Regions from separate parts of the Homo sapiens genome. Here all the other regions are linked to region 3. A link is a contact called in ENCODE Hi-C or POLR2A ChIA-PET data. All regions are on one chromosome and are shown on one strand. The core of a region is the stretch at or near the end of the contact, and the rest is flanking DNA. Distances in the headings are between cores, read along the strand shown.

Region 1 (3,749 bases), core at 995-3,494, 630 kb before region 3:
TCCACACCTACTAGGGTGTTAGGCATATGGTGAAACTGGTGGGAGGTGAGGTAGGCAGACAACAGAACAGTGAAGAATGGCTGGTTTCAAGTGCCAAGTGCAGAGAAGGCAGGGTGAGTGGGTGGGAGGTGGAGAGCGCTGGGGATACTGTTTCTTGGTCATGTCTCAGATCACACAAAGAATCAAATAAGATTTTAGTTTCTCTATCAATACAGAGCTCTCTCTTAGGTCTCCATTTTGCATCCAGCAAAAGCAGCAGAACCCCCAGTTCACTATGGGGCCAGGGTGATTTAATAGAAAAACCCTCCCTTTTGAACAGCTCCTGCCCCTCAGTCCCAAGGTGCTTTCTTTGCTGGAGCAGAAGGTCTTGGAAATTTTAGGGAGCTACAATTGTGTTAGCCATTTTGTACCCAGAGCTGAATATCTGATCAAACATTTTACTGCAACCTGCTGGAGAAGAGGCCACGGATACCATCAGCTGTTCTCAGAAATGCACACTCCAGGGAGGAGTTGCTCAGCGCTGTTTTCTCTACATAGAAGATTGCAGGAAATGCCTCTCAGCTCCTACGTTTCTCCTACACAGATTCTCTAAAGCAGCTTCTGGGGTGTGGTCACTGCTTTTCTCTCCACTCCAATGGAGTGAGTGGGTAGGGAAATTTTTCCTCAGTATCATGGCTACAGCCAGGACAGCTTAGAAACCGTATTGCAGGTCCCAGGCACGGGGAAAGAAGCCAAACTGCAGAGGGCCAGGAAGCTCAGGGCCAGGTCTGGGCCCAGATTCTGGTGCAGTGTCCAATGACTTTATATTTATTTAAAGAGGAGAGCTGCTTGGTAACCAGGAGGCTGAAGCCTTCCTAAGCTGCAGAGCTCCCCGTCTGCCTGACTGCACAGGAATGATCTGGGTGTTACTCCCAGTGGCTGCGGCCCAGCTGTCACCGGAATGGGGATAGGGAAAGGGCTTCCTAATCCAGGGCTTCTGGCTACAGAGTTTAGAGCCAGGACCTTAAACTGCTAGGACTTTAAGTATCAGAAATTCTGAGAATCTTATTTTTCTCTTTCTGCACCCCAGCAGCCACCCGCATCAAAATGCCTCCCTTTCCTATTTGAAGGCAATACACATACGGTTGCAAAGGGAAGGTTCTGACTGCTGAGATGTAAATCCTAGCTCTTCCAATTGGTAGCTGCCTGACCTGGGCCAAGAGACTTAGCCTACATGAGCATTATGTAAGAGTGCCCATTTGTAAAATGGGAAAACATCTCATAAAATTATTGCAAAGATTAAGAAATGAAAAGGTAACACGAAATACTTAGCATAGTGCCTAGTACACAAGGCAAGTTCGATTAATTGTGCCAGAAAGAACCTTAATGTCTTGTTTATGAAATAGGATGAATGTAGCCTATTCCACTGGCGACCTGTGAGAAAGCTTTTGTTGCAGGAATGTAAGAAATTATTATTTTGCCGCTGCCGTTTCCTCCCCCATAATCTCCAAGAACATAAGAAATTAACTCTCCAAATCCCAGAATGACAGCTTTATGCCCCAAATTAGTCGACTTAATTTTTTTTCTGATTCGGATTTGGCCTTTTCCTCTCACCACCTCCTCAAACCCGGGGCCCCAAATCATCCGCGTCTTCTTGACCCCAGCCCCCACCGAATTAGGCTGACTTGGGACCCCAGCGCCAGCCTCCTCCTCGGGAAAGTGAGCAGGAAGAGACGCACTCGGGTGATCTCACCCTTTGGGACTGGGCGTTTTTCCGGCCGGGGCGCGCAGCATCCCCAGCCAGACTGCAGCGATACCCCCGCCCCGCCCTTCTCCGCAGTCCTGGAAGAGCTCCCAGGGCGGAGTGGTGCGATGCAGACGACTGTCCGCAGGGCGGGCGGTGGCGGGGCGCAAGCTGCGGGGAGGGAGGTGAGGCGGGAGCGTCTCTACCGCCAGGGCGTAGGCAGTGACCTCACTGCACCATCACCCCTCACCCCTTGCGCGCGCCCCATTTCCCCATCCTCCCGCGGCCCGCCCCTCGCTCACCTCTTCCCCCGCATTGTCGCTTCGGCTCCTTCCGGGATCGCTCGGCCCTTTCCGCCGGGCGGTCGGGCGGCGAGCCGGCGGGAGCACCGCCCCCTTTGCTCCGCCGGCGCGCTCCCCCACCCCTCGCGCAGCGCCGGGGCGCTTCCCCCGGCGCTCGCGCCCGCCCGCCGCGGGAGCGCGCGTAGCCGCTTATAAAAGAGGCGGGGCGCGCGCGTCGCCGCCACTACCCGCTGCGGAGTGAACGGTGTGGAGCGGAGGCCGCGGAGGCTCCTCGGTCCTTCAGCACCCCTCGGCCCGACGCACCCACGCCCCTCACCCCCCGAGAGCCGGTGAGAGGGGCAGCCGGGGAGCTCCGGGAGGGAGCGGGGCCCCGGGCAGCCGACCCCCGGGTGGGAGCTGGGCAGCTCTTCAGGCGGGGCGGGGCCGGCGCGCGGACAGGTGAGCCGGGCGGGCCGCGGGGCTGCCTCCATTCGGCTGAGTGGGGGAAGCCGCTGCCGCTGCTTTTGTGGCGCGTGGGCTGCGGAGGAGCAGCCGGGCCGAGGCTCGGCGCCGCCGCTGGAATGTCACTGACGGGGGGAGGGGGCGCGAGGCCGCCGGGTCCCTCCCAACCACCCCCAAGCCTGGCTGCGGCGCGGCCCTGCCCTGCCCCATCCGGCTGCGGCAGGTGGGTGGGGGCTCCCTCGTCGGGATCTTCGCCAGCCGCCTCCCTGCAGAACGCTCCCCGCACCGCCCCCGGTCCCTTCCCTCGGCCGGGAGCGACTTCTGCAGCTCGTTCTTCCGAATCGCACCAGCAATGCCGGCCAGCCGTAGAGGGAGGAAGAGCCCGGGGAGCCCGAGCATAGCGTAAACGGCTCTCTGACCTTAATTTCATCCTGCATGGCGAATCTCTGCCGTCTCTCTGAACGCAGAAGGGTCTGAGACTGGCCGTCTCCTTTTCTTTCCTTGTAATAAACATTTTTCTTTCTTCCTAGTTGTGATTTGCTTGTAAATAATAGGTAAATGCAGTGCTTGCATGGTATGTGGCTCAAATCAAATAACTTAATAGCTTAGCGTTCTTGTTTGTGTGTGTGTTTCCTGGGACTGGGTCTTTCGAGTCGAGATACAGTGTCAAAAATTCTACCATACCACTGTTGAATGATAGAACAGTCTTTTGTTTGAAAGCTGTCCCTGAGAATTTGATTAGACGCTTCCCCTAGAACATCGCTTTCAAAAGTCTCTGATGTACTAGAGTAAAATATATTTTAAATAAGCGCCTTGTTAAAAGTTGAATATGTTTTAAATGAAAAGCCTAAATAGCTCAGAAAGCTGGGTTGAGATGATGCTTGAACTGTTCCAACATCTAATCAGATCTCTTTTATATAATAGATCCTAAAATATTTAAGCCCTTTGTTCTGTCTTCATCATGTTATTTTAGAAAAACTTACCATCATGGCTGTTCGGGAAGAACAGGAGAGAGGCCATATGAAGTATTTTCATAATGTGTTGAGAAATTGCGTCGTCATAGCAATTGGCCTTAAGTAAAACAGAATGTATCAAAGATGGAAGGGTGGGGGTGTCTTGGAGCCAGGAAACAGAAAATCTTGGAAATAGCAGGAGGAACACTCAGCTATATGAAGCCATTGAGTCAAGGTTCCGACTCCTTAACTAGTCGTTTATTTTCCCTTTCATTGCAGCTAACTAATGTCTTAGATTTTGAAAGGTCAAATTGAATGTGCTGCGGAGGA
Region 2 (4,166 bases), core at 1,252-3,751, 710 kb after region 3:
CTTCCCCAGTGCAGCAGAAAACAAACTAGTCGCCCCCAATGCTCCCGACCTCTGTGATGTCCACACCCGCGGAAATGGGGGCCCCAAACCAGCAGGCTCTGTTCTAGGCTTCTCAGCGCTGGTGCGGCTCTTGGAGAAGGCTCGGCAGGGGCGGGTGGGGCATGGGGGGGTTCACAGGTGGAGACAGCCCGTCTCCGCCCCACAGACGGCTGGGCGCAGTCCCGAAATATTCTTCCCAAGTGGACTTTTTTGCTGACAACCTAGAGGAGAGGGTTTCGGGTAGGATAACAGTAGATCCACCTTGTTCCCTTGTGCCACACTGTGTCACACTGGGAACCAGCAATTCTCAATGGTGCCTTGAAGCCAACTGCACGCACTTGTGGTTAGAGGTTACCAATGGCCCCATATTGGTGCCCTCACCTCCTGCCCTCCGCAAGTGAGGATGCTTGGCATCAGCAGAGCTGCCAGGTCTGCACTTGGTGTAGCTGCGAATATGTCATTTCCTGGACAACTGTTTTCCTAAAACAGTGCTAAAAAAAAAAAAAAAAAAACCCTTGGGACACAGAGAAGTGTGGGCACAAACCAATCCTATCTTCCCCCAAAAGGCCAGGGTGAAATTTTCAAAGCTGGCTGTGGAAACGGGGCCTCCCACTGCACATGTCCAGCCAGTGCCAGGCACAAGGCTGCTGCCCTTTCGAGTTGTCCACGTGAAACAGCTCCGCACTGCCTGCAGCTTCACAGAAACTAGTGATTCCAGCCACGCCACCAGGAGTACCGGCTTGAGCACTGGTGATACCAGATAAATAATGAAACTCAGGTGTGCCCTCATTTCACCACCTCCTCCTGCCCCAGCCCCAAGCAATGAGGTCCCCAAAGAGCTAGAGCAGCAACCAGTTGAATGTGCATGCAAAAAATACTCCTGGCCATAAGCAGCCTCTCGCAATCCTCGCACTACATCAGCCCGAATTCCACGTCACCACGGTCTGAGAGCCTCCCCCTCCACCGTGGATGGGGGTGGAACTGAGAGCTATCTAGGTCTCCAGCTCCTCCCAGGGGCCAGCTCCCCAGCCCAGGGGGCTTCCAATGACACCAGGCTGCTTCCACAACTAGGGTCATATCTTCATGCAACAAAACAGTCCCGTGACACGGAGCCACAAGTTATATTTTATTTTAACACGAGATTAACATATAGTTACAAGGTCAATACAAGCCTCCAGTGGAAGCTCTTTATTTGGTTTAATTCCATCTCCAGAGACAAACAGGCAACTCTAGGACCTTTACAGTGGCGATCGGCCTCACACAGCAAAATGCCTCCAAAGTTTAGAATTAGTGCAACACACATACGAACATTTTAAAGGTGCTCAACATCAGGTTAAAATAGAATTCTGGACCTTTTTAAAAAGTTTTTGGATGATATAAGCACAGGAGGCAGAGCCAATAAGAAACATGAAACCAATATTTCTGGAAAAACACTTAGCATGAACGTCACTTTTTGACGTCGTGTAAACTTTCTTCTGCAATGACGGATGTTACCAAAAGGCATCGAGACCTTTGCGCTGCGCTGGTTAGACAAGCCGCAGGCTTATCTCCACGGTGAGCAGGATAAAAACCCCCAAGGAACAGCCCATGACAACCTTCTGTGCCTTTTTATACTTTCCCATCCTACAAAGGAAAAACTGGGTAAAGGACAAGTTCCTCCCTTTCACTGCGTTTCTAAGAACTTTTCAGGGCAGGTTCTTTTAAAATTAGTCATCTTACAACACAACAGTATTCTAGCACGGTGGCGAAGTGACAGGCGGCAGATACGGGGGAGGAAGGAGACGTTCACGGGAAATTCCACATTCTACTCTATGTGAACTGCTCCAGAAAAATACAGACATGATTTCACAGTAGGATTCCCAGAGTAAATGATGATACATAGGACAACTGACCTCCTCTAAGAAGCCCGGCTGGGGCAGCAGTGAGCTTTTCATGGAGCCACGCAGACTGGCCCGGAAGCAACACCCAGGTTCAACATTTAAGAGCACTCGCTATAACATTCTTTTTGGACGCAGGTGGTGGAAAAGTTTAAAAAACAGGCGGAGGAGTGACGGGGGGATACAAGCATATCCTATACTGGGGGTGACGGTCATTCAAAGAGCAAATTACTGCAGCTTATATCTTTTCCACTATGTTGCAAGAAATGAATCTATCCTGACCCATAATATGAAAGATGTGACGCACATGCATTCCCGAGGCTCTAAAATCCCATTTTAAAGAACCGTTTCACATCCTCGTGGAGTGGAGAGTGGTCCACTTGACTTGGTGAGGTCAGAAGTTCCTGAAGATCCCTGTCGTCCCCGTTGGCGGGGGAGCCCATTGTGGAGCTGTGGGGACTGCCACACTCACCATGCACCTGTTGGTTTGCAGGGACAGAGGTGCGGCCCTGACTCTTCTCACCCTGTGTCATCCGGGCTTGTCTTTCGTCTGTCAAGTCAGTCCTCCTGCGTGACTGATGGGTGCACCACGCTTAGGTCACCCGTTGCAGGGACCGGAAGTCCATGGCTCTGCCGCAACCCTGAGCGGTTTGCAGTCCCCCCCGGGGAAGAAGCAGTCAGAGAGGCTCACGCTCACCTACTTTAAAAACCCAAAGCCACTTCCTCTTCACCTGCCTGGGCCTCAGCGTCTCTGCGCTTGTGGTTTCTCGTCCCCGAGGGCTGACTGAGCTGCTCCGGAAGGGTGGTGTGTGGTCAACCTTGGTTGGCTGAGAGGAGCAATTTCCTGGTTTCCACAAGTAAAGACAGCCCCATCCCTTGGGACCTGTCCTTTCCGTCCCTGTCCCTTTGGCTTCTATAGGACTTCCTTGTCTTAGATTCATAAACAGCAAGAGGAACTGAGGATGCTTGAGGGGACCACCTAGTTACCAAAGCCAAGCAAAGAATAAAGCTGCCCGACGTCATCCCCAGGCTTCCGTGGCGCTCTCGGTCACAGGAGCTCTAGGCCAATGGTTCCTCTTGACTGTTTCTGCACCAAATGAGAGGAGGGGCTGCTCTGCTCTAAGGCGTGGCGGGGGGGGGGGGTGGTGGCCACAGATTAGGGGACCTCAGGTTTTCCTCAAAAACCCACACAGGGAAAGAAACTTGGCTCTAAAAGCAAACTCAACGAATTCCACATGCCCTGAAGAGCACGTGATAAAATACAAGGGTGGTGGCGGCGGGATCCCTCAAAGGACCACGAGAGGCACGGGGTCTTTGGTGATGAAAGTGCTAACCTCGGCGGGGTGCGGTAGCTCACACCTGTAATCTCAGCACTTTGGGAGGCTGAGGCGGGCGGATCACCTGAGGTCAGGAGTTTGAGACCAGCCTGACCAACACGGTGAAACCCTGTCTCTACTAAAAATACAAACATTAGCCGGGCGTGGTGGTGCACGCCTGTAATCACAGCTATTTGGGAGGCTGAGGCAGGAGAATCGCTGGAACCCAGGAGGTGGAGGTTGTAGTGAGCCGAGATCATGCCACTGCACTCCAGTCTGAACAATAGAGCGAGACTCCCGTCTCAAAAAAAAAAAAAAAACAACAACAAAAAAGGAAGTGCTACCCTTTTCAGATGCTAATCCTGGGGCTCCTGGAAAGGAGAGGATGTTCGCTTTGCAATGAGCTGGTGCAGAGGGGAGGGCCTCGCTCACAAGCGCATGATCTACAGTTCTCAGGGACAGGAAAGTGATGGGGAGGACAGGCGTGGGCTCCTCATGGCCGGTGGACACAGGCGAGTCAACAAGGCGAGCTGGAATTCGACTTCCAGTGTGGACCTCCCCAGGCCACTGAAAACAGGGCGTCAAACCAAAATGTGTGTATGCGCACGCGTGTGTACTGGTGGGTGTGCCTGTGGGTGTGTGTGTACCTGCCCCCCTGCCTGCCAGATGCTCCCAGGTTGAGGGCATAGTGAAAGGGTCAATGTTTAGTATGAGGTGCAAGCCTAGAATCCAAAAAGGACCACTGAGGACTTCACAGACTCAGGAGAGGAGGAAGTGTTTTCTACAGCAGACAGTCTGGGACACACGGATGACATCGACACGGATGACATCGAGTGCTCAGTCCGCCTGATGTGCGCTGGACCTGCCTTGTCTCCTCAGGGGACCCGTGATGACACTTTCACAAAAGGCACTGTGTGAAGCGCGGAAGGGCTGC
Region 3 (3,683 bases), core at 431-2,930:
AAGAAAAAAAGGAGTAGGAGAAACACAAAGCATACTTAAATAGGCGCTTTTTCTCTCTGCAAAAATAAAGTCCAAGATTTTAGATTTCTTTTTTTTTTATTTTACAATTTATAAAACATCAGCCGCCTGCCCCCGCTCGCCCCCAGCTCAGCCCCGAGTGGCCCGGCGCCCGCTCGTTCCCTCCTCTCGCCCCTTTGCCGAGTCTTTGTCTGGCCCCAGCCCCGCGGGGCCCCGGGTCCCTGTGCCCTCGGGGGTCCCTAGAAGGCGACAATGGCTCGAGTCCAGGCGCCGAGGCTGGCGAGCGCCTGCTTGGCGCACAGCTGCCCGTTGAGCGGCGGCGGCTGCTCCGAGGAGTCCGGCTGTCGGCTCACCAGCCCCGAGAAGCCGGAGCCAAAGATGGAGATCAAGTTTGAGATGTTGGACGCGTCCGGGGACGAGTCCGGGCAGAAGTCCTCGAAGCGGGCGCGCTTGCAGGGGGCGAACGGGGCGCCCCCGGGGGGCTCGGCCCCCAGCCCGCCCGCATCCTCCTCGTCGTCTTCCTCCTCCTCCTGGCCAGGGTAATACTTGCGCTTGCAGCCGGCGGCGGACGCCAGGCCCGGTCCCGGAGCGCCCTGGCCACAGCAGGGGCAGTGGGCGGAGGCGCAGCAGTCCTGGTGCAAGTAGCCGTTCTCCACCGTGGTCACCACGTGAGTGTCTAGGTCCAGCACGGTGGTCTGGCTGCTGCAGTGCAAGCCGAAGTCCGAAGGGGTAGGGTATGCGCCCCGGTAGAAGCCGGGGGAGGAGGCGGGGGCCGGGGAGGCGGGCGGAGAAGCGGCGGCGGCCGGAGGGGCGGCCCCTGGGGGCGCGGAGCAGGCGGCCGGGGCGCGAGGGTCCCGCGGGCAGAGCGCAGCGGGCGCGGGCGGCGGCAGCGGCAGCGGCAGCGGCGCAGGACCCGGCTGCAGAGGCTCCAAGGGCTGCCCGCGGTGGGGCGCGCCGTGCGGCGGCTGGAGCGCGGCGCACCCGGGCAGCTCCGAGAGCGCCCCCGCGCCGCCCGCGGGCGCTCCGGCCGCCGCCGCCGCCGCGCAGCCCCTGGGCGCCGGGTGCTGGTGCTGGTGCAGCTGCTGCTGGAGGTGCAGCTGGTGGAGCTGGTGGAGCTGGTGCAGCTGGTGCCGGGCGGCCGGCTCGCGCGCCTCCGCGTCCCCGCCGCCGCCAAGTTGGAGCGGGCCGAAGTCGGCCGCGCTGGCCGGCATGCCCGGCGCCGCGTACGCTAGGTGCTGGTGCTGGTGGTGGGGCGGCTGCTGCTGTTGCTGCTGCTGCTGGCGCCGGTAGAGCTCGGCGTAGCGCTCGCTCAGGTAGAGCTGGCGCGCGTTGCGGAGCACGTAGGACACCAGGAGGTTCTTGTGCAGCTTGATGCCGCCGCGCTGGGTTCGGGAGCTGTGGATCTTGCGCAGGGAGATGCTGATCAGGCTCTGGGCGTCCAGGGCGCACTCCATGCTCCCGCGGAGACGGCGGCGGAGCAGCCGCCGCCGCTGCTGCTGTTAACGCTTCTGCTGTTTCTGCCTCCAGCCGGCCGCCGGGGCGCGCCGGGCAGGGGTAACGGAGTCCGGGTCAGAGGTTCGGCTGCGCTCCGAAAGGAGCCGCCACCATGCGCCGCGCGCCACCCGCGGGCTCGCGCTCCCCAGACGGCGCCAAAGCAATGAGTCTCGGCCGGCCCCGGCCCCAGCTATTTAGCCGGGTGCCCGGGCCCCGCCCCACATGAGAAGAGCCAATAGGAGCTCTGAGAGTCTCCTGAGTGACAGGCGCAGCCCGCCCCGGGGCTACTCGGCTGGCCAATCAGACCAAGGCGGTTCCTTTGTGCTATTCAAATACCGAACGGACCCCGGGCCTCCAACGCCGCTGCTGCCTCGAATGTTCTCCTGGGGCTGCCGCGCCGCGCGGGACTCGGAGCCGCCGGGGCCGCAGTCTGCAGCATAGGTCGCCTGGCAGCGGCCACGTTGAAGCCCGCGGCTGCCCTCGCCTTAGGTCCCGGGAGCCGGGGGTCGGCTCACCTGAGTGCTGCGGCGACGGCTCCTCCCCTTTCCGCACGGCTGGGCCTCACCTGCGGCAGGTGCGCGCCGCTCATCGCTCCCCCAGCGGCGCGGCGCCTCCACCTGCGCACCTGTCGCCCCCCCGAGTGACCCGCGGGAGTCAAGGCCTCTCTACAGGAGGCTGGTGGAGCCGCCGGCTTGACACTGGGGAACATCAAAGGAGCGAGGTTTTGGGGGTACCCTCTACCGCAGAGAATGTAGGGCCTGACTCCTTGACTTTTTGGTCGAGGGGCCTCTGGGAATGCTTGCGGAAGGGAAGTCCTCCCCATTTGTCTGACAGGAAAAACCAAAACATCGTGAATTTTGACCTTCTCTGATGGAGAGAGTTCCGAGGCCAGGCATGACCCAGGGAGTGTGTGGACCTCGCGACCAGCTGAGGCTCAAAAGCGTCCTGGGAGCCGAAACGCTGAGTGCCCTAATCACCAGCTCTGTAACCTTTCCTTTCGTGCCTAACTAATAATAATGACAATAGGGACTATTATTATGGGCCTAATATGGGGCAGGCCCTTCCCAGCAACTCCCCAATGCCTCACTCTAACGTTTGTAGAGGAGGGGCCTGAGGCTCGGAGGAGTGGAGTGACTTGGGGAACCACACAGTTCCCAGGGGGCGGAGCTAGGAGCTGGGACAGGACCCTGCGCTCGAGACGGGAGGTGAATACCAAAGGCCCGGGGACTCACCGACTTAACTTCTGTTGACACAGCTTTCCTTCTTATCCTGAACCCTTCAGGTCCCAGCTGGGGACTGAGACAGTGGGAGAAGAGAGGGACAGGATTGCTGATTCCTGGGGGCGCTCTATCTGGACCAAGAGGCCTGAAGGGGGCTGGTTGCTGCTCCCAGGGGTTTCAAAGGTGCCTGGGGTGGGGGCTGCCCAGACAGCTCTGGAGGCTCTTGGAAATGGTCTGGAGGTTTGCCTGAGGAGGGTCCATGAGTGGATCCCTGAAGGATGAACGAGGTCTGCAGAGTCTCCCAGAGATAGGTGGACCTTGTGGGGCTGGACTCAGGGGGGAGGCCCATGACCAGACGTCCTGCTGCTTCACCGCCTCCTCAGGGGATCTTCTGAGTCTCTGCTTTTTGGGGCTTCCTTCTGAGTTCTCAGCACCTACTTCATCCCTTGGTGGGAGTGGAGAGACCCAGTAGCCCACCCTGTGGTCTCTGGGTCTTTCTTTAGTCTTAAGAATTTCCAAGATTTCTGCAAAAGTTTCTTAGCATCTACTCCATGCCAGGCGTTGAGAGTGAAGACAGAGTTAGCGGGTGTTTACTTCATTTTTCCGATGAGGAAACTCGGACACTGACAGCGTGAGACTTGCCCAAGATCACATGGCCCCAGGGCTGGTGCTGTGTCCTTCCCTTGGCCCCCTCGAACAATCTCAAACGCTTTGGGCCCCTGTGACCAATAGCACCTCTCCAGGCCTCCTCCCAGAGAAGCCAGGATTGAAATTTCAGGGGACTTCAGATAAAGGATGTCCTACCTACATTTTATTGGTGATACAGACCTACAGGCTGTGGAACTTGCTCAGGTGATAACACGTAGAAGTAAAAATACACTGCCCTTCACTTCCCTGGTGCCTGTCTTAAAGGCACACAAAGACTTTATTTATGGCCGGGCGCGGTGGCTC

What was found. Hi-C counts contacts between places; a loop is a spot of excess contacts on that map. ChIA-PET counts read pairs that join two places held with the same protein, here RNA polymerase II (POLR2A). Pooled maps may share reads with other maps.
Region 1: a loop to region 3 is called in a pooled map, with 9 times the contacts of the local background. The contact joins the promoter of SPTAN1 here to the promoter of IER5L in region 3. A Hi-C loop is called at or near these places in 4 of 50 pooled maps. POLR2A ChIA-PET finds 5 or more read pairs at or near these places in 2 of 52 experiments (GM12878 and activated B cell).
Region 2: a loop to region 3 is called in a pooled map, with 13 times the contacts of the local background. The contact joins the enhancer-like site here to the promoter of IER5L in region 3. A Hi-C loop is called at or near these places in 1 of 37 single-sample maps with no recorded cell type and 7 of 50 pooled maps. POLR2A ChIA-PET finds 5 or more read pairs at or near these places in 3 of 52 experiments (SK-N-SH, activated B cell and activated CD4-positive, alpha-beta T cell).

Annotation. Positions count from the first base shown.
Region 1 is chr9:128,550,343-128,554,091 of GRCh38, forward strand. SPTAN1 (spectrin alpha, non-erythrocytic 1) reads left to right here and starts at 2,245. Exons shown (of 57, transcript NM_001130438.3): 1 at 2,245-2,354. LOC101929270 (a long non-coding RNA gene) reads right to left here and starts at 2,071. Exons shown (of 4, transcript NR_188457.1): 1 at 2,026-2,071. RefSeq lists a silencer at 1,889-2,658.
Region 2 is chr9:129,886,035-129,890,200 of GRCh38, forward strand. It overlaps FNBP1 (formin binding protein 1), which reads right to left. Exons shown (of 17, transcript NM_015033.3): 17 at 1,153-4,166. Among named protein-coding and RNA genes, the nearest start is that of MIR6855, 19 kb to the left of the region's middle. RefSeq lists enhancers at 2,162-2,561, 2,892-2,981, 2,936-3,823. Within about 2 kb of position 2,502, at least 24 of the 41 ENCODE cell types and tissues checked have a DNase peak (open chromatin) inside an H3K27ac peak, as active enhancers do.
Region 3 is chr9:129,176,581-129,180,263 of GRCh38, forward strand. IER5L (immediate early response 5 like) reads right to left here and starts at 1,681. Exons shown (of 1, transcript NM_203434.3): 1 at 1-1,681. The coding sequence starts at 1,472. The coding sequence ends at 258. RefSeq lists silencers at 936-1,275, 1,506-1,885 and enhancers at 1,610-1,904, 1,642-2,565, 2,566-3,489.